2 separate regions of the Homo sapiens genome follow, and region 2 is linked to region 1. A link is a loop called in an ENCODE intact Hi-C map of the cell type or tissue named here. Cell type or tissue: ascending aorta. All regions are shown on one strand. Links, peaks and the distances in the headings refer to the core of each region. The heading gives the core; the rest is flanking DNA. Region 1 has its middle 120 kb from the start of MIR365B. Region 2 has its middle 72 kb from the start of COPRS.

Region 1 (8,939 bases), core at 69-2,568:
AATGTTCAAATTTCCATTATCTCAACTGGTCCTCCAACCAGCCCATGGTGGACACACGGAATCATCCCATTTGACATATGTGAAAACTGAAGCTGAGAGATTTTGTCAGGAACTGAGGCATCTGAGTGCTACAGGGTTCTGCTGAGAGTAAACTGAAATCTTGTTCTCTGACCAATCCTGCCAAGAGACCAAGGAGAAGGAAATCACAGAAGACAGTCCAGGACGAGTCATTCATTCATTCATTCTGCATTTATGTGTTGACCACCTACTATGAGCAGACCCTGTTCAAGGCAGAGATTTAGAGGCAGAAAGACAACAATCCCTGGCTTCAAGCTGGGGAGACAGACGAGAAAACAGATGGTGACTCAATACTTCTGTAAGTGCCAGGGAAGCCCAGAGGCCTTGGTGCAAGGATGCTGGGATGGGAGGGGCTGCACTGCTAGGAAAGGAAGCTTGAGGTGCAGCGCTACACCCCTGAACATGAGCAATATCTTCCCCATTCTGGTGCTCTTATCAGGACAGGGCAGCCAGACACCAAGACACCTGTGGGTGTCCTGCCGACCCAGACAGCCCCGTCAACAGACCTTGTGCTGTCCACTTTCTCTGCAACCTCAATAGCAAGCCCCGGCCAGACACTGCCAATGGGCTGAGGTCTGGGGACAGAACCTGGACCCAGCATGAGTCAGGCTCAAGACAGTCTCATCCTTGCTAGCAGCTCTGCGTGACCCGGGCCACTCAACTCACACCCCTGAGCCTTGATTTCTTCATCTGTCCAGTGGGGTCAGGCCTACCCCTATAAGCCACCAGGAGAATGAAATGGGGTCATGTCCATGGCAGGGCTTTTTCAGCCGTGAATCTCTTTACGAAGAGCAGAGGCTTTTTGTCCAAGGCTCCTGGTGCATTCCCAGCACTGAAGTTCGGGACAGTCCTCGCCTCCCGACAAAGGCAGTGGATGAGTTAATTCTTAAGCTCTTCAGCCCGTGGAGAGCAGAGGCAGAGCAAAGGGCAGGCCTAGAGGCCTCTTTTGGAAATGACAAGATCCATTTAGCAATCAATTAGCACAGTCCCCAGGCTCCGGGCCTGCACACTCGGCAGAAAGAATGCGTCCTGCTGCACTGATTAGAAACAGATGCGCTGGCAAACAGAGCTGGCCGAGCAGGGCCGGAATTCCTGGGCACCCAGCTCCTGGCTGGGAGACGGGATTTGTTATTACATTCTGGGCACCGACACAGGGAGGGAGGCCAAGGAAACCAAGCTAAGAGAGCAGCCTGCCTGGAGAATGTCTACCTTTGAGAAGATTCAGAGGCAGGAGGGGGAAGAATGTTGACTCTGTTAGAAATAATCTGGGATAAAATTAGTTCAGCCAAATACAGAATATGACTTTTGACCAACAGATGCTAAAATTCCAAATGTGACAAGGCCGACAGATGAGGAAATGAGTGACTTGGGAGCTTGGCAAGTGGCAGGAGGCCTGAAATCTCTGGTGTCTTGGAAAATGACGCCCCCATTGCCAACCTCATTTACAGAGCTATTGTGTACAGGGCCCCGCAGCAAGCCCTTCGTGTGCTATCTCATTTATTGATCACAGCCACCCTCTTATTTCACCCATTTTGCAGATGAGAAAACTGAGTCACACATAGGTCCAGCAACTTGCCTAAAATTGCACGGCTAGTAAGTAGCAGATCCAGCGCTTAAAGCCAGCTGTCTGACTTGAGAGGCCCCTCTCTTGGCCATGATGGTATTAATTCCTCTTCTTTCAATTCATTCCTTCTCCCTTAACAAATGAAAGGGCAGCTTTGAGCTCCTCTACCACAGTCTCGAAGCACTGCAGGAAAGGTCCACTGCAGTGTCCCTAACAGTGGTCAGCAACCTCGGTTATACTCTCCCAGTGACGAGGGGCTCACTGTCTCTTAAGGCTATGCTGCCTCTAATCTTGGACAGTTTGCAAGGTTGGCCAGTCTTTCTTCTATTAAGCCAAAAGTTGGGTCCCTGCAAGCTTGAGGCGTCCCCCAGCAGTGCTGCTTCTGCCCTCCAGATTCCCTTAGAAGGCAACTAATTCTTTTTCCCTAGGACCATACCAGGCCATAAGGATGGCCCTATCTTTATTTTTTTAAGCAGAATAGCCTCTGTTTGAGCAGCTGCTGCCAGCACGGGCAGCTGTGGTGCTCTCATCTCATCACCGACACATTCCCCTGACACCTTCCAACCCATCGATGTCCCTGGTGGGTCCGGGCATGGACGTGAGGGTCAACCAGGTCTCCCATCTCCCAGCAGCACAAAATGGAACAGCCTTTAAAATATTATTTTAATATGGTTTGTTTGCCATTACAAGAAAGATACATTCTCACTAAAGGAAACGTAGAAAATGCAGTGAGCAGAGCAAAAGTGCCTCCCCAGAGAAAGAAAAATCACCCATGATTCCACCTCCAGCCTTTTTTGCTATGCTTCATTTTTAACCTTGCTTCGTTTATTCTATAGCTACACATCGCATCCTACCCCAAAACTGGAGAGACAGACAGGAGTACACAGAAAATCACAACTTAGCAGGACAGAAAACCTGAGCAGAAACCACTGTGGGAACCAGTATTGGGGCAGGAAAACCTGAACCGTAACTGGTAATTGCTGGAGTCTCAGCGTGGACGAGTCTGAGAGTAAAACCCCGAGGGAGCCCAGTTGCAGGCGAGCCCTCACTCTTGTGTGAGTCTTATCTACAGGAGCTCTAACAGCTTCTCACAGTGATGATCAGAGAAAAATCCAGTGTTCCCAGCAGGAGGAGGTGAAAAGTAGCCATTCTGAAATGCACCAGAGCATTCTGTTCTCTGTAAGAAGGATGGCCGGGCGTGGTGGCTCACGCCTGTCATGCCAGCACTTTGGGAGGCTGAGGCGGGTGGATCATGAGGTCAGGAGTTTGAGACCAGCCTGGCCAATATAGTGAAACCCCATCTCTACTGAAAATACAAAAAAATTAGCCGGGCCTGGTGGTGGGCCCCTGCAATCCCAGCTACTCGGGAGGCTGAGGCAGGAGAATCGCTTGAACCCAAGAGGCGGGGGTTGCAGTGAGCCAAGATCACGCCATTGCACTCCAGCAGGGGTGACAGTGCAAGACTCCATCTCAAAATAAATAAATAAATAAATAAGGACTGCGCTCAATACAAACTGTTTTATCATAGCCTAACCTACTGGGGCTTTATGAGAGCCCAATAACCCGGGGGAAGAGAAATAGCCAACTCTAGCCCCCTCTAGCCACCCTTTTCCACCTAAGGAGGGGGTACTGAGAATCACTTGTGAAGATCACAGCCCAAGGGCACAGGCTCACCAACAGACTGAGGCCTAATCACAGGACTATCGAACACTTCCTTTCCCCGCAGCATCTGACCACCAAATCACTAAAGGCCTGTTGACTACAGTTCCATTTACCCAGTACATCATGTCTGGCCATCAAGAAAAAAATTACAAGGCATACCAAAACACAAAAAAACACAGTTTGAAGAGACTGAGCAAGCATCAGAACCAGACTCAGACATGGGAGAAATGTTGGAATTAAATCAGACCAGAAATGTTTAAAAAACTATAATTAAGATGCTAAGGGCGACCAGGCATGGTGGCTCATACCTGTAATTCCAGCACTTTGGGAGGCCAAGGTGCTAGGATCACTTGAGACCAGGAGTTTGAAACTCGCTCTGGCAACACAGCAAGACCCCTGATTCTACAAAATATTTTAAAATTAGCTGGGCATGGTGGTACGTGCCTGTAGTCCCAACTATGTGTGGGAGGCTGAGGTGGAGGATCGCTCGAGCCTGGGAGGTCGAGGCTGCTGTGAGCCCTGATCATGCGCCACTGCATTCCATTCTGGGCAACAGAGCAAGACTCTGTCTCAAAAAAAAAAAAAAAAAAGCACTCTTCATTTCTGTTACCACGCTTCTGATCTCTAGCAGAGAATCATACAAACAAAAACTGAGGGAATTTGTTGTTAGTAGACCTGCCTTGTGAGAAATGTTAAAAGAAGCTTTTCAGAGAGAAGGAAAATTATATGTCAGAAACCTGGATCTCCATGAAGAAAGGAGAAGCACTAGAAAAGGAATAAGTAATGGTAAAATAGAACCACAGGATGTCACAACTGGAAACACTCTTAAAGATCATCCTCTCAAGTTGTGGATGGTAGAGCTGAGTCCAGAGAGGGCAAGTGACTTGCCCATGGTCACACAGTGGCGGTGCCTGGCCAGGAGCCAAGGGCTTCCGGCTCCCAGCTCAGGGCTCTCTCCACTGCCACGCCCACATGGCTCAAAGTGAGTATACTCCCAGACAGCCAGGGAGGGCTCAAGTTAGGACAAGGTTTGTTATTCTTTGACACTAAGAGGAATAAATCAATCAAGTCATTCTTAGCTAAAACAAGTGACCTCTTACCAAGAGTTCAAATTTAATCATAATAAATAAAAAGAGGGAATGGAAATCAGCAATGGTGCAGCAGACCACAGATGAGGTGATCTGGAAGCACACAGAGCACTTCCATTCTCCTCGATGGCCACTCTCTCTCTCGCTTTCCTTCTTCCTCTCTCCTACGCTCTCAGTTGCCACCACCAACAACCCCTTTGGGGTCATTAGACTTGCAGCTCTTGGGTATGAGGTACTGACATCTTGACACCTGGAGAAGAGAGTGGGCGCACAGGACCACACTCTCCAATCAAATCAGATCCAGAGGGCATGACTAGAGGGGGAAAGTCTTCCTATGACTGCTGGGACGGGTTAATTTGTGGAAAACAGAAATGTAAGTGGACAACAACATCTAGAAATCCCCTTTACCAGCACGGAACTTCCAGAGACTTAAGTTGCTTCACATCTCTGGTATCAGAGTCCTCATCTGTCCAATTTATTCTTTCAATGTATTCCACAAAAATTTCTTGAGTGCTTGCTGTGGGCCATGATCTGCTGGGCACTGGGGGACAGCCAAGAGGTTTAAAGATCTCGGTTACCAAGAGAAACTAAGAACAAAAGAAGAGAGGCTGGGCACAGTTGCTCGCACCTGTAATCCCAGCACTTTGGGAGGCTGAGGCTGGCGGATCACTTGAGGTCAGGAGTTCGAGACCAGCCTGGCCAACATGGCAAAACCTTGTCTCTACTAAAAATATAAAAATTAGCCAGACAAGGTGGTGTATGCCTGTAATCCCAGCTACTCAGGAGGCTGAAGGTAGGAGAATCACTTGAACTCAGGAGGCAGAGGTTGCAGTGAGCTGATATTGCACCACTGCACTCCAGCCTGGGTGACAGAGTGAGACTCTGTCTCAAAAAAAAAGAGAATATTAATTAAATACTTTTTTTCTTTTCAGGCATTATAATAGGCAAAAGGGACACAATGATTAACAAAAACAAATAGTAAGCCTCATGGTCTTGGAAATAGGATTCACTTAGATAACCTGAAAACTCTCCCACTAATAGGCACCTAGAAATTATGGATAAAATACAATAGCTGGCCTCTGAAAAGCAGAGCTAAGAGCTCAAGTGAGTAAGGAAATTCCCAGGGACCAAAAATTGAGAGAGGAGTAAATATCAAAGGAATAAGCTTTTGAGTTAATGCTGTAGTTGTATGGGGTGGGGGTAGGAGGTAGAGGGGAGTGAAGAGGTTATAAGGAAGCTTTTCTGCTCTATCCTAGTCTCTGAGTGGGAAAAAATCTCCCCCAAGGGCTGGAACTGTGGGGCTTCACCTCATGTCAGGTGAGAAAGTTTGATTGTACTCCTGCAGTCCAGGAACTCCCAAACTGGTCATGTAACCTAATGACTATCTTCAAGACAGTGACACCCCTAGGATTCCTGACAGTAACAAACACAAAACTACTCTGGAGGGCATGCTCTCAATGAAGGCTGCGTATGATTCCCACAGAGAGAGGGCTACCATAGATGAGCTCATAGTCCAAAATTACAAGTTATGTATGTGAGCAAGAATCAGACAGAGTAAGCAATAGATTTGATCAACCTTGCCAAATGTTCAACCATTAGAACAAACATAGAAACTTCAAAATAAGTAAGCCTTAAATAATTAACAACATAAAGGAAGGGGCTCAAAACAAGAAAAAGAAAGATGTCATTACAAAGAACAAGCATATTTGGAAAATGCCCAACTTGAACTGTAGAACTGTATTTTTCTGTAGAAAAATACAGAAAGCCACTGAAATGTAAAACCCAATAGATGAATTAAATAGCAGATTAAATGCAACTGAAGAGATAACTGGTGAGCTGGAAGATAGCTCTGTTGATAATGCATTTTATTGCTTCTTACGCAACAGAATGTTTTTTAAATTTAATTTTCTTCATTTCTTTTATTTTTAAAAATTAATATTTTTAATTGAAAAATCATAGTTGTATATATTTGTGGGGTACAATGTGATGTTTTGATATATGTATACAATGTGGAATGATTAAATCAAGATAATTAACATACCCATCATATCACCTCACTTGTTTTTGGTGGTAAGAAATTTGAAATTTACTCTTAGTTTTTGTTTTTCATTTTTTGAGACAGTCTCACTTTGGCCCCCAGGCTGGAGTTCAGTGGCGCAATCTTGGCTCACTGCAGCCTCAACTTCCTGGGTTCAAGAGATCCTCCTGCCTCAGCCCCCCACAAAGTAGCTGGGACTACAGGCATCCACCACCACACCTGGCTAATTTTTTGTATTTTTTGTACAGATGGGGTTTCGCCATGTTGCCCAGGCTGGTCTCGAACTCCTGAGCTCAAGCAATCCACCCACCTCAGCCTCCCAAAGTGCTAGAATTACAGGTGTGAGCCACCACGGCCAGCCCACTCTTCGTTATTTTGAAATACACAATACATTTACATTATAATTGACTTTAGTCATCCTGCTATGCAATAGACCTCCAAACTTATTCCTCCTACCTGAGGAATTCCAGCTCACCAGTTATTGCTTCAGTTGCATTTAATCTGCTATTTAACTCGGACTGTACAATTTGACCAATAACTTCCCCTTTCCTGCCCCCACTCCCAGCCTCTGATAACCATCATTCTACTCTCTACTTCTATGAGTTCAGCTTTTTAAAATTTCACAAACAGGCATATCTCAGAGATATTGTAGGCTTGATTCTAAACTGTCACAAAAAAGCAAGTATCACAATAAAGCAAATCACAAATTTGGGGGTTTCCCAGTACATATAAGTTTTGTTTACACTGTACTGTAGTCTATTAAGTGTGTAATAACATTATGTCTAAAAATGTGCATACCTTAATTTTGTTTTGTTTTGTTTTGTTTGAGACAAAGTCTCGCTCTGGTTGCCCAGGCTGCAGTGCAATGGCACCATCTCGGCTCACTGCAACCTCCACCTCCCGGGGTTCAAGTGATTCTCCTGCCTCAGCCTCCTGAGTAGCTGGGATTACAAGCGCCTGCCACCATGTCCAGCTAATTTTTGTATTTTTAGTAGAGACGGGGTTTCACCATGTTGGCCAGGCTGGTCTCGGACTCCTGACTTCAGGCGATCCACCCGCCTCAGCCTCCCAAAGTGCTGGGATTACAGGCATGAGCCACCGTGCCTGGCCACATACCTTAATTTCAAAATACTTTACTGCTAACATGATAACACAGAAATACAAAGTGAGATTATGCTGTTGCGAAAATGGTGGTGATAGACTTGCTCAACAAAGGCTTGCCACTAACCTTCAATTTATTTTTTAAAAAAAGCACTATCTGCAAAGCACACTGAAGCAAGGTACGCTTGTATAAGTGAAATTATTTGGTATTTGTCTGTGTCGGCCTTATTTCACTTAGCATAAGGTCCTCCAGGTTCATCCACATTGTCACAAATGACAGGCTTTCCTTTTTCAAGGCTGAATAGTATTCCATCATGTATATGTACCACATTTTCTTTATCCATTCATTTGTTGATGGACACTTAGGTTCATTCCATATCTTGGCTATTGTGAATAATGCTACAATAAACATGAGAGTGTAGATGTCTCTCCAATATACTGATTTCATTTCCTTTGAATATATACTCAGTAGTAGGACTGCTGGATAATATGGTAGTTCTATTTTTAGTTTTTTGAGGAACATCCTTTCTGTTTTCTGTAGTAGCTGTACTAATTTACATGCCCCCCTACAGTGTACAAGGGTTCCCTTTTCTCTACATTCTCACCAACACTTGTAATCTTTTATCTTTCTGATAATAGTCACCCTAACAGGTGGGAAGTGATAGCTCATTGTGGCTTTAATTTGTATTTCTCTAATGATCAGTGACGGTGAGCATTTTTTCATGAACCTATTGGCCATTGGCATGTCTTCTTTTGAGAAATGGCTGTTCAGGTCTTTTGTCCATTTTAAAATCAGGTTATTTATCTTATTGCTATTGAGTTGAGTTCCTTATATATTTTTGATATTAACCGCTTATCAGATGTATGGTTTGCAAACATTTTCTCCCACTTTGTGGGTTGTCTCTTCATTTTGTTAATTGTTTTCTTTGCTGTGCAGAAGCTTTTGGGTTTGATGCAATCCCATTCATCTACTTTTGCTTTTGGTGCCTGTGCTTTTGGGATCATATCCAAAATATCATCACCCAGACCAATGCCATGGAGGTTTTTCCTTATGTTTTCTTCTAGTAGCTTTATAGTTTTAGGTCTTTTAATAATCTTTAATCCATTTTGTGTTGATTTTTGTATATGATGTGAGATAAGGATCCAATTTCATTCTTCTGCATGTGCGTAATTGATTATTTCCAGTTTTCCAAATGCCATTTATTGAAGAGACCGTTATTTCCCCATTGTGTATTCTTTTGTGCCTTTGTCATAAATCAATTGACCATAAATGCCTGGGTTTATTCCTAGGCTTTCTATCCTGTTTCACTGCTGGGTCTGTTTTTATGCCAGTACCATGTTCTTTGGATTACAGTTGATTTATAATGTACTTTGAAATTAGTAGTGTGATGCTTCCAGTTTTGTTCTT
Region 2 (9,193 bases), core at 4,530-7,029, 92 kb after region 1:
TAAACATGGAAAGAAACAACCAGTACCAGCCACTGCAAAAACATGCCAAATTGTAAAGACCATCGATGCTTGGAAGAAACTGCATCAACTAACGAGCAAAATAACCAGCTAACATCATAATGACAGGATCAAATTCACACATAACAATATTAACCTTAAAGGTAAATGGGCTAAATGCTCCAATTAAAAGACACAGACTGGCAAATTGGATAAAGAGTCAAGACCCATCAGTGTGCGGTATTCAGGAAATCATCTCACATGCAGAGACACACATAGGCTCAAAATAAGGGGATGGAGGAAGATCTACCAAGCAAATGGAAAACAAAAAAAGGCAGGAGTTGAAATCCTACTCTCTGTTAAAACAGACTTTAAACAACAAAGATCAAAAGAGACAAAGAAGGCCATTACATAATGGTAAAGGGATCAATGTAACAAGAAGAGCTAACTATCCTAAATATATATGCACCCAATACAGGAGCACCCAGATTCATAAAGCAAGTCCTTAGAGACCTATGAAGAGACTTAGACTCCCACACAATAATAATGGGAGATTTTAACACCCCACTATCAACATTAGACAGATCAATGCGACAGAAAGTTAACAAGGATATCCGGGAATTGAACTCAGCTCAGCACCAAGAGGACCTAATAGGCATCTACAGAACTCTCCACCCCAAATCAACAGAATATACATTCTTTTCAGCACCACACCACATCTATTCCAAAATTGACCACATAGTTGGAAGTAAAGCACTCCTCAGCAAATGTAAAACAACAGAAATTATAACAAACCATCTCTCAGACCACAGTGCAATCAAACTAGAACTCAGGATTAAGAAGCTCACTCAAAACCACTCAACTACATGGAAACTGAGCAACCTGCTCCTGAATGACTACTGGGTACATAACGAAATGAAGGCAGAAATAAAGATATTCTTTGAAACCAATGAGATCAAACACACAACATACCAGAATCTCTGGGACACATTCAAAGCAGTGTGTAGGGGGAAATTTATAGCACTAAATGCCCACAAGAGAAAGCAGAAAAGATCTAAAATTGACACCCTAACATCATAATTAAAAGCACTAGAGAAGCAAGAGCAAACACATTCAAAAGCTAGCAGAAGGCAAGAAATAACTAAGATCAGAGCAGAACTGAAGGAAATAGAGACACAAAAAACCCTTCAAAAAATCAGTGAATCCAGGAGCTGGTTTTTCGAAAGGTCAACAAAATTGTTAGACTGCTAGCAAGACTAATAAAGAAGAAAAGAGAGAAGTATCAAATAGACGCAATAAAAAATGATAAAGGGGATATCACCACCGATCCCACAGAAATACAAACTACCATCAGAGAATACTATAAACACCTCTATGCAAATAAATTAGAAAATCTAGAAGAAATGGATAAATTCCTCGACACATAGACCCTTCCAAGACTAAACCAGGAAGAAGATGAATCTCTTAATAGACCAATAACAGGCTCTGAAATTAAAGCAATAATTAATAGGCTACCAACAAAAAAAAGTCCAGGACCAGATGGATTCACAGCCGTATTCTACCAAAGGTACAAGGAGGAGCTGGTACCATTCCTTCTGAAAATATTCCAATCAATAGAAAAAGAGGGAATCCTCCCTAACTCATTTTAAGAGGCCAGCATTATCCTGATACCAAAGCCTGGCAGAGACACAACAAAAAAAGAGAATTTTAGACCACTATCCCTGATGAACATCGATGCAAAAATCCTCAATAAAATACTGGCAAACCAAATCCAGCAGCACATCAAAAAGCTTATCCACCATGATCAAGTGGGCTTCATCCCTGGGATGCAAGGCTGGTTCAACATACACAAATCAATAAATGTAATCCAGCATATAAACAGAACCAAAGACAAAAACCACATGATTATCTCAGTAGATGCAGAAAAGGCCTTTGACAAAGTTCAACAACACTTCATGCTAAAAACTCTCAATAAATTAGGTATTGATGGGACGTATCTCAAAATAATAAGAGCTATCTATGACAAACCCACAGCCAATATCATACTGAATGGGCTAAAACTGGAAGCATTCCCTTTGAAAACTGGCACAAGACAGGGATGCCCTCTCTCACTTCTCCTATTCAACATAGTGTTGGAAGTTCTGGCCAGGGCAATCAGGCAGGAGAAGGAAATAAATTGTATTCAATTAGGAAAAGAGGAAGTTAAATTGCCCCTGTTTGCAGATGACATGATTGTATATCTGGAAAACCCCGTCGTCTCAGCCCCAAATCTCCTTAAGCTGATAAGCAACTTCAGCAAAGTCTCAGGATACAAAATCAACGTGCAAAAATCACAAGCATTCTTATACACCAATAACAGACAAACAGAGAGCCAAATCATGAGTGAACTCCCATTCACAATTGCTTCAAAGAGAATAAAATACCTAGGAATCCAACTTACAAGGGATGTGAAGGACCTCTTCAAGGAGAACTACAAACCACTGCTCAACGAAATAAAAGAGGATACAAACAAATGCAAGAACATTCCATGCTCATAGGTAGGAAGAATCAATATGGTGAAAATGACCATACTGCCCAAGGTAATTTATAGATTCAATGCCATCCCCATCAAGCTACCAATGACTTTCTTCACAGAATTGGAAAAAGCTACTTTAAAGTTCATATGGAACCAAAAAAGAGCCTGCATTGCCAAGTCAATCCTAAGCCAAAAGAACAAAGCTGGAGGCATCACGCTATCTGACTTCAAACTATACTACAAGGCTACAGTAACCAAAACAGCATGGTACTTGTACCAAAACAGAGATATAGACCAATGGAACAGAACAGAGCCCTCAGAAATAATTCCACATATCTACAACTATCTGATCTTTGACAAACCTGACAAAAACAAGAAATGGGGAAAGGATTCCCTATTTAATCAATGGTGCTGGGAAAACTGGCTAGCCATATGTAGAAAGCTGAAACTGGATCCCTTCCTTACATCTTATACAAAAATTAATTCAAGATAGATTAAAGACTTAAATGTTAGACCTAAAACCGTAAAAACCCTAGAAGAAAACCTAGGCAATACCATTCAGGACATAGGCATGTACAAGGACTTCATGTCTAAAACACCAAAAGCAATGGCAACAAAAGCCAAAATTGACACATGGGATCTAATTAAACTAAAGAGCTTCTGCACAGCAAAAGAAACTACCATCAGAGTGAACAGGCAACCTACAGAATGGGAGAAAATTTTTGCAATCTACTTATCTGACAAAGGGCTAATATCCAGAATCTACAATGAACTCAAACAAAGGTACAAGAAAAAAACAACCCATCACCAAGTGGGTGAAGGATATGAACAGACACTTCTCAAAAGAAGACATTTATGCAGCCAAAAGACACATGAAAATATGCTCATCATCACTGGCCATCAGAGAAATGCAAATCAAAACCACAATGAGATACCATCTCACACCACTTAGAATGGCGATCATTAAAAAGTCAGGAAACAACACGTGCTGGAGAGGATGTGGAGAAATAGGAACACTTTTACACGTTGGTGGGACTGTAAACTAGTTCAACCATTGTGGAAGACAGTGTGGCGACTCCTCAGGGATCTAGAACTAGAAATACCATTTGGCCCAGCCATCCCATTACTGGGCATATACCCAAAGGATTATAAACCATGCCGCTATAAAGACACATGCACACGTATGTTTATTGTGGCACTATTCACAATAGCAAAGACTTGGAACCAACCCAAATGTCCAACAATGATAGACTCGATTAAGAAAATGTGGCACATATACACCATGGAATACTATGCAGCCATAAAAAATGATGAGTTCATGTCCTTTGTAGGGACATGAATGAAGCTGGAAACCGTCATTCTCAGCAAACTGAGAAATGGACAAAAAACCAAACACCGCATATTCTCACTCATAGGTGGGAATTGAACAATGAGAACACATGGACACAGGAAGGGGAACATCACACACTGGGGCCTGTTGTGGGGTGGGGGGAGGGAGGAGGGATATCATTAGGAGATATACCTAATGTAAATGACGAGTTAATGGGTGCAGCACACCAACATGGCACATGTATACATATGTAACAAACCTGCACGTTGTGCACATGTACCCTGAAACTTAAAGTATAATTTAAAAAAAGGAAGTGAAGGACAATAAAAAAATAAAAAAATAATAATAAAAAAAGAAGTTGGGAAGAGGCAGGGACCCCTGACTGGTTTGGGAGACTCCAGGGCTTTGCCATCAGGGTTACAGCCTTCCACCAGGGTCAAGCTGTGGACACAATGATTGGTCTGTCCACAATACCTGAGTCTATGATCTGCCATCTGAACCCACTATACTATGAAATGGATTATTATTTCAAAGCATGAAGAAAATACAGGAGAGAAGTCATAGGGACCGAACATCCAATCCATTCCCCTGCCTCTAAGGAGGACTTCATCCAACCAACTCCAAGAAGCGCAAATCAATGGAGCAATGAAAATTGGACACAATTTTTAAACCATAAGCAGAGATCTCTTAAGACCCACCATGTCCTTTCAAATCCAAGTTCCCTTTTATTTCTTTCAGAGATGACTTGAGGCCTGTGTGACCCAATCACATCACTGGAAAACACCCTCATCTCCCCTGTGCTGCTCTGGAAGAGTCATCACCGGCCTGGACAGAGTCTCCACTGTGACATTTGGGAGTTTATTCTAGATATTTCTCATATTTGAAAATACAAAGCCCGTTGTTATCAAATTGGCCCAAGGCTTCCAAGACGAAGAAGCATTTAATCCTGGGGCTGCTTCTATAAATGTAACAATTATCCCAAGTCATGTAAGTGTCTTGGAGAAGTAATAGTAATAATGATGATGATGATGATGATGATGATGATGATGATGATGATGATGATAAGAGCCAATATTCATTGAGTGTGCCGGTCTCACAGTGTTTTACTTGTTTCAACTCCTTTGATCCTCCTAACTGCCTGGAGAGGCAAGAATTATTATCGCCCTCATTTTACCAAGATTGAAAGAGAAGCATCAAGAGATTTAGTAATTTCCCAAGGTACACACAATAGTAGGCAGAAGAGCCAGGATATGAAGCTACACAGTTTCAGGGTTTGAAGTCTTACGGAATTCAAGTTCAAATCCGGGTCTGCCACTTCACATACGCATGATCTAAAGAAAATGATTTCATGTCTTTGAGCTTCAGTTTCTCCCTAAAGAAAAAAAAAAGAAAAAAATCTCAGTTTATCCTAAAATGGGGGTGGCAATACCTACTTCTCTAGAAGTTGTTGAAAATTAAATAGAATACTCTGTAAATTTCTCAGCATGGGCCTGACACATAAAAGGGCATGGGTTCCCTTCCCTTCCCCTGTGTGGATGCAGGAAGTGAAGGCAGAGGCTGGGGAAGAGGGGGATTCTAAGGTCCTGGAACCCTAGAGAGGAAGCTTGCTGACTGCAGGAAATTTCAGACAAGGAGACAATTCTTGGGGTCTATTGAGATATGACAGGAACATTTCTAGAACAGGATCCCAGACGTCTCATACAATAGTAGTAAGAGGAATAGCCTAACCTTCATGCAGTTTACAGAGTACTTATATGTGCAGTAAGACTGTGATTGACACCATGGGTGCCTGAGGCAGGGCTCCTGTGTACAGTTGTGTAGGTTGCACACTGAAGCCGCCCAGATGGAGCCTACTTTTAGGGAGTGGTGGCATGGAGGGCTTGCCTGGTCACTTAAAGGAATCTTCGAGGGTCACAGGGGAATGAAACAGGGGGCTGAGCAAGTAGCAGTCAACATGCCCTTCCCAGTACAGGATAAGTGCTTGATAGATACTTGCTGAGTGATTAAATGATGGCTGGGGGAGTTGCCAGACTGGAGGCAGGGAATCGTGATTACAACAACTGAGGTGCAGGCTGGGCACTGGAATGCTTTCATCCTCTCCTTTTTGACTGCTGAGCACTTGCATCACTTCCAGTGTCTTGCTGTTGGAAACACTCAGCCTCACACGTTTTGCCCGGGCCTGTGCCTGGCTCCATCTGCCTCTGGCATTTCTCCCCACTTTCTGAGTCAGACTGGGGTGGGGAAAGGCTCCTTTAAAGGTGCCTAAGGAGAAGTGGCTGAGAAGCACTTCCTGGCACAGCCCTCGCCCTGGAATCAGAAAGGGCAGAGAAGACACAGCTCGTCTGCCCCAACTCCACCCCAGCTCAGGTCCAGGTTGCCTATGCATGTGAAACATCATCCTGCATGGAAAGCCACCTGATAAAAAGTGGTTCCAAGCAAAATTCATTTTTATTTGCCCACATCCACTTTAATACAAGTCATCACTCAGCATTCACACCCCACAGCCACCATCCATCTCGATGGATACCAGCTACCATCCTCCTAGAGCCACGGGCCAGAGCCAAAGCTCACTGCCCCAACATGCCCAAGTATCTCAATGTCACCTTTATGGCATTTAATCTATTTAACACTTATGAAGAACCAGAGGCTCCTAGGGCCTAATATTCAAACTAAATCTTGAACCCCAAATGAGAAAGAACCAGCCTCTCTGAACCCTGAAATGAAAATCTAAAGACAATTTTTTTCCTGAACCACGAACCAAAGCCAAATGTTCCCAAGAAATATCCAATGAACTATTTTGACCATGACTGTGAGCTTTGAAGTTAGTAAAACTGAGCCTCATTTCCCTATCTGTAGAATAAGGATAAAAGTGACCTCATAGAATGGTTTTGAAGGTTAAGATGAGCAACAGCTTATGGTCTCCAGATGGTCCCTGATACAGACTCAGCCCATCAGCATTCTTCTCCTAAAGCATTCCCCTTCTGTGTGGCAACCATTATTAGAGTGAGAGAAGGATGGCTTTGAATTTAAACACATCTCATGACCAGACACAGTGGCTCACGCCTGTAATCCCAACACTTTGAGAGGCCGAGGCGGGCAGATCACTTGAGTTCACAAGACCAGCTTGGGCAACATGGTAAAACCCCGTCGCTACTGAAAATACAAAAAATTAGCAGGCATGTTGGAGTAGGCCTGTAGTCCCAGCTACTAAGGAGGCCGAGGTAGGAGGATCACTTGAGCCGGGGAGGCAGAAGTTGCAGTGAGCTGAGATTATACCACTGCACTCCAGCCTGGGCAACAGAGCAAGACCCCATCTCAATAAATAAATAAACAAATAATAAATAAAAATACAAAAATTAGCTGGGTGTGGTGGTGCACACCTGTAATCCCAGCTACTTGGGAGGCTGAACCCACAGGCAGAGGTTGCAGTGAGCCCAGATCATGCCAATGCACTGCAGCCTGGGCAACAGAGTGAGACTCTGTCTCAAAAAATAAATAAGTAAATAAATAAAAATGAAAAGACACCTTGCTTCCTGGTTGCGTGACTCTTCCCTCCATTTGAACTCAGTTCTCACACATGGAAGGTGGGGTAATAAGAACCTTCACAGAGTCGTGTTCAGTACTTCCCTACCTTCATCAAGTAGCTTGCATTCCCCAGGGGCCATCTCCAATGTGCTCACAAACAAGCGGGGTAGTGTCTGGGTGGTGTTTGAAGGGATTTCCCCTCCTCTGGCTCCAGGGATTCCCCTGTGATGACACTGCACCTACAGAAATCCTGCCCCCTCCTCTGCCCACCTTACCAGTCTCTGACCAAGGGGGTCTGGTGGAGAGCACCACACCACTCCCCGCCTTTCTCTTATGGGGGTACCAACTCTACTCCGCTCATGCCCCCAACATCTTAAACAGTTTTAGAATTTGTCCTCACAGTTTTCACTCAAAATGAGACAAAGCCAAGGGACAAATCAGAGGGACAGTGGCCACACAGTACCCAGCATCACTCCTTGCTCCGCTTGCTAGGCCAAGCTGTCAAGGCTGGTTCCTGACACTTCCTTTAACGGGTTCACTGTGCAGAGATGCCCCACTAGTTCACCAGATGTGCTTGAACCCAACTCAGTGCGAGATGGGACCAGTGCTGTAACTCGTTACTTCCACCATCGTCAGTGAAACTTCCAAAGTCAGTGAACCGCAACACAGTAGGAAGACCTAAATGTTCCCTGAGCCGAACTTGAGCTGGTCTCTAGATGAGTGTGACATCTTCTTAGATGGAAGAAGGAAACTTAAAGTGTTTTAAAACAAATTTTATGTGTAAAAGTCATCAAAATTATAATACAATTAGAATATGAACATCTTAATAGAGATTTCATGATATTAGAGAATATGTTCATTTTTTGTAGGTGTGAAAATGGTATTGTGGTTTTGTTTGGTTTTGTTTGTTTCTTTGAGACAAGGTCTCACTCTGTTGTCCAGGCTGCACTCCAGCGCGATCATAGCTCACTGAAGCCTCAACCTCCCGAGCGCACGCAATCCTCCCTCCTCAGCCTCCTGAATAGTTAGGACTACAAGTGTGCGCCACCATGCCTGATTAGTTTTGTTCTTGTTTTTTGTAGAGACAGGGTCTTGCTATGTTGCCCATACTGGTCTCAAACTCCTGCCTCAGGTAGTCCTCCCACCTCTGCCTTCCCAAGTGTTGGAATTATAAGCATGAGCCACTGCACCTGGCCTATAATAAAAAGTTTTTATACCAGTTCTTTTAAGGTATCCACTAGATCTCAACTTCTGAAACCAGCCCTAAAACTGGACCTTTGAACTATACTGAGGCTAGCTCTTCTGTCAAAACTACTTGCCTGGCAGGCAAAAAAAAAAAACCATGCTATTCCCCCTCTCTACTCAAGAACCTTCCATGGCTCCCCATTGCCTTCACAATACAATATTTTTTGCCTCTCCTTTAAGACCTGCCACATTCCATCCCAGTGTAGCTTTCCACTGTTCTCTGCCTAGCCCCACTGAGAATGCCAAGCCAACGCAATATCAGACAGCATATGCCCCTCTGAAAAGGCCTGCATTTTCCCGTCTCTGATTCTGAGCCTTTGATCACCCTGTTCCTACCATCTAGAATTCTTTCCCTATTTTTTTTTTATTTATTTTTATTTTTAGACAGAGTCTTGCTCTATTGCCCAAGCTGGAGTGCAGTGGGAGTGATCTCGGCTCACTGCAACGTCCGCTTCCTGGGTTCAAGTGATTCTCCTGCCCAGCCTCCCAAGTAGCTGGGACTACAAGTGTATGCCACCATGCTTGGCTAATTTTTGTATTTTTAGTAGAGACCAGGTTTCGTCATCTTGGCCAGGCTGATC

Evidence for each region. Peaks named below come from ENCODE experiments on the same cell type or tissue, not always from the same donor. Only the 100,000 strongest peaks of a DNase experiment are listed, where the experiment ranks them.
Region 2: a loop joins it to region 1, with 3 times the contacts of the local background. A loop is called at or near these places in 4 of 110 quality-filtered maps.

The regions. Positions count from the first base shown.
Region 1 is chr17:31,695,277-31,704,215 of GRCh38, forward strand. No RefSeq gene overlaps it. Among named protein-coding and RNA genes, the nearest start is that of MIR365B, 120 kb to the left of the region's middle. RefSeq lists an enhancer at 603-1,103. In ascending aorta, for the core only: no CTCF peak of the experiment used is centred there; DNase peaks (open chromatin) are centred at 415, 675 and 1,165; H3K27ac peaks cover 2,500 bases.
Region 2 is chr17:31,782,391-31,791,583 of GRCh38, forward strand. No RefSeq gene overlaps it. Among named protein-coding and RNA genes, the nearest start is that of COPRS, 72 kb to the right of the region's middle. RefSeq lists an enhancer at 5,513-6,013. In ascending aorta, for the core only: no CTCF peak of the experiment used is centred there; a DNase peak (open chromatin) is centred at 6,061; H3K27ac peaks cover 1,704 bases.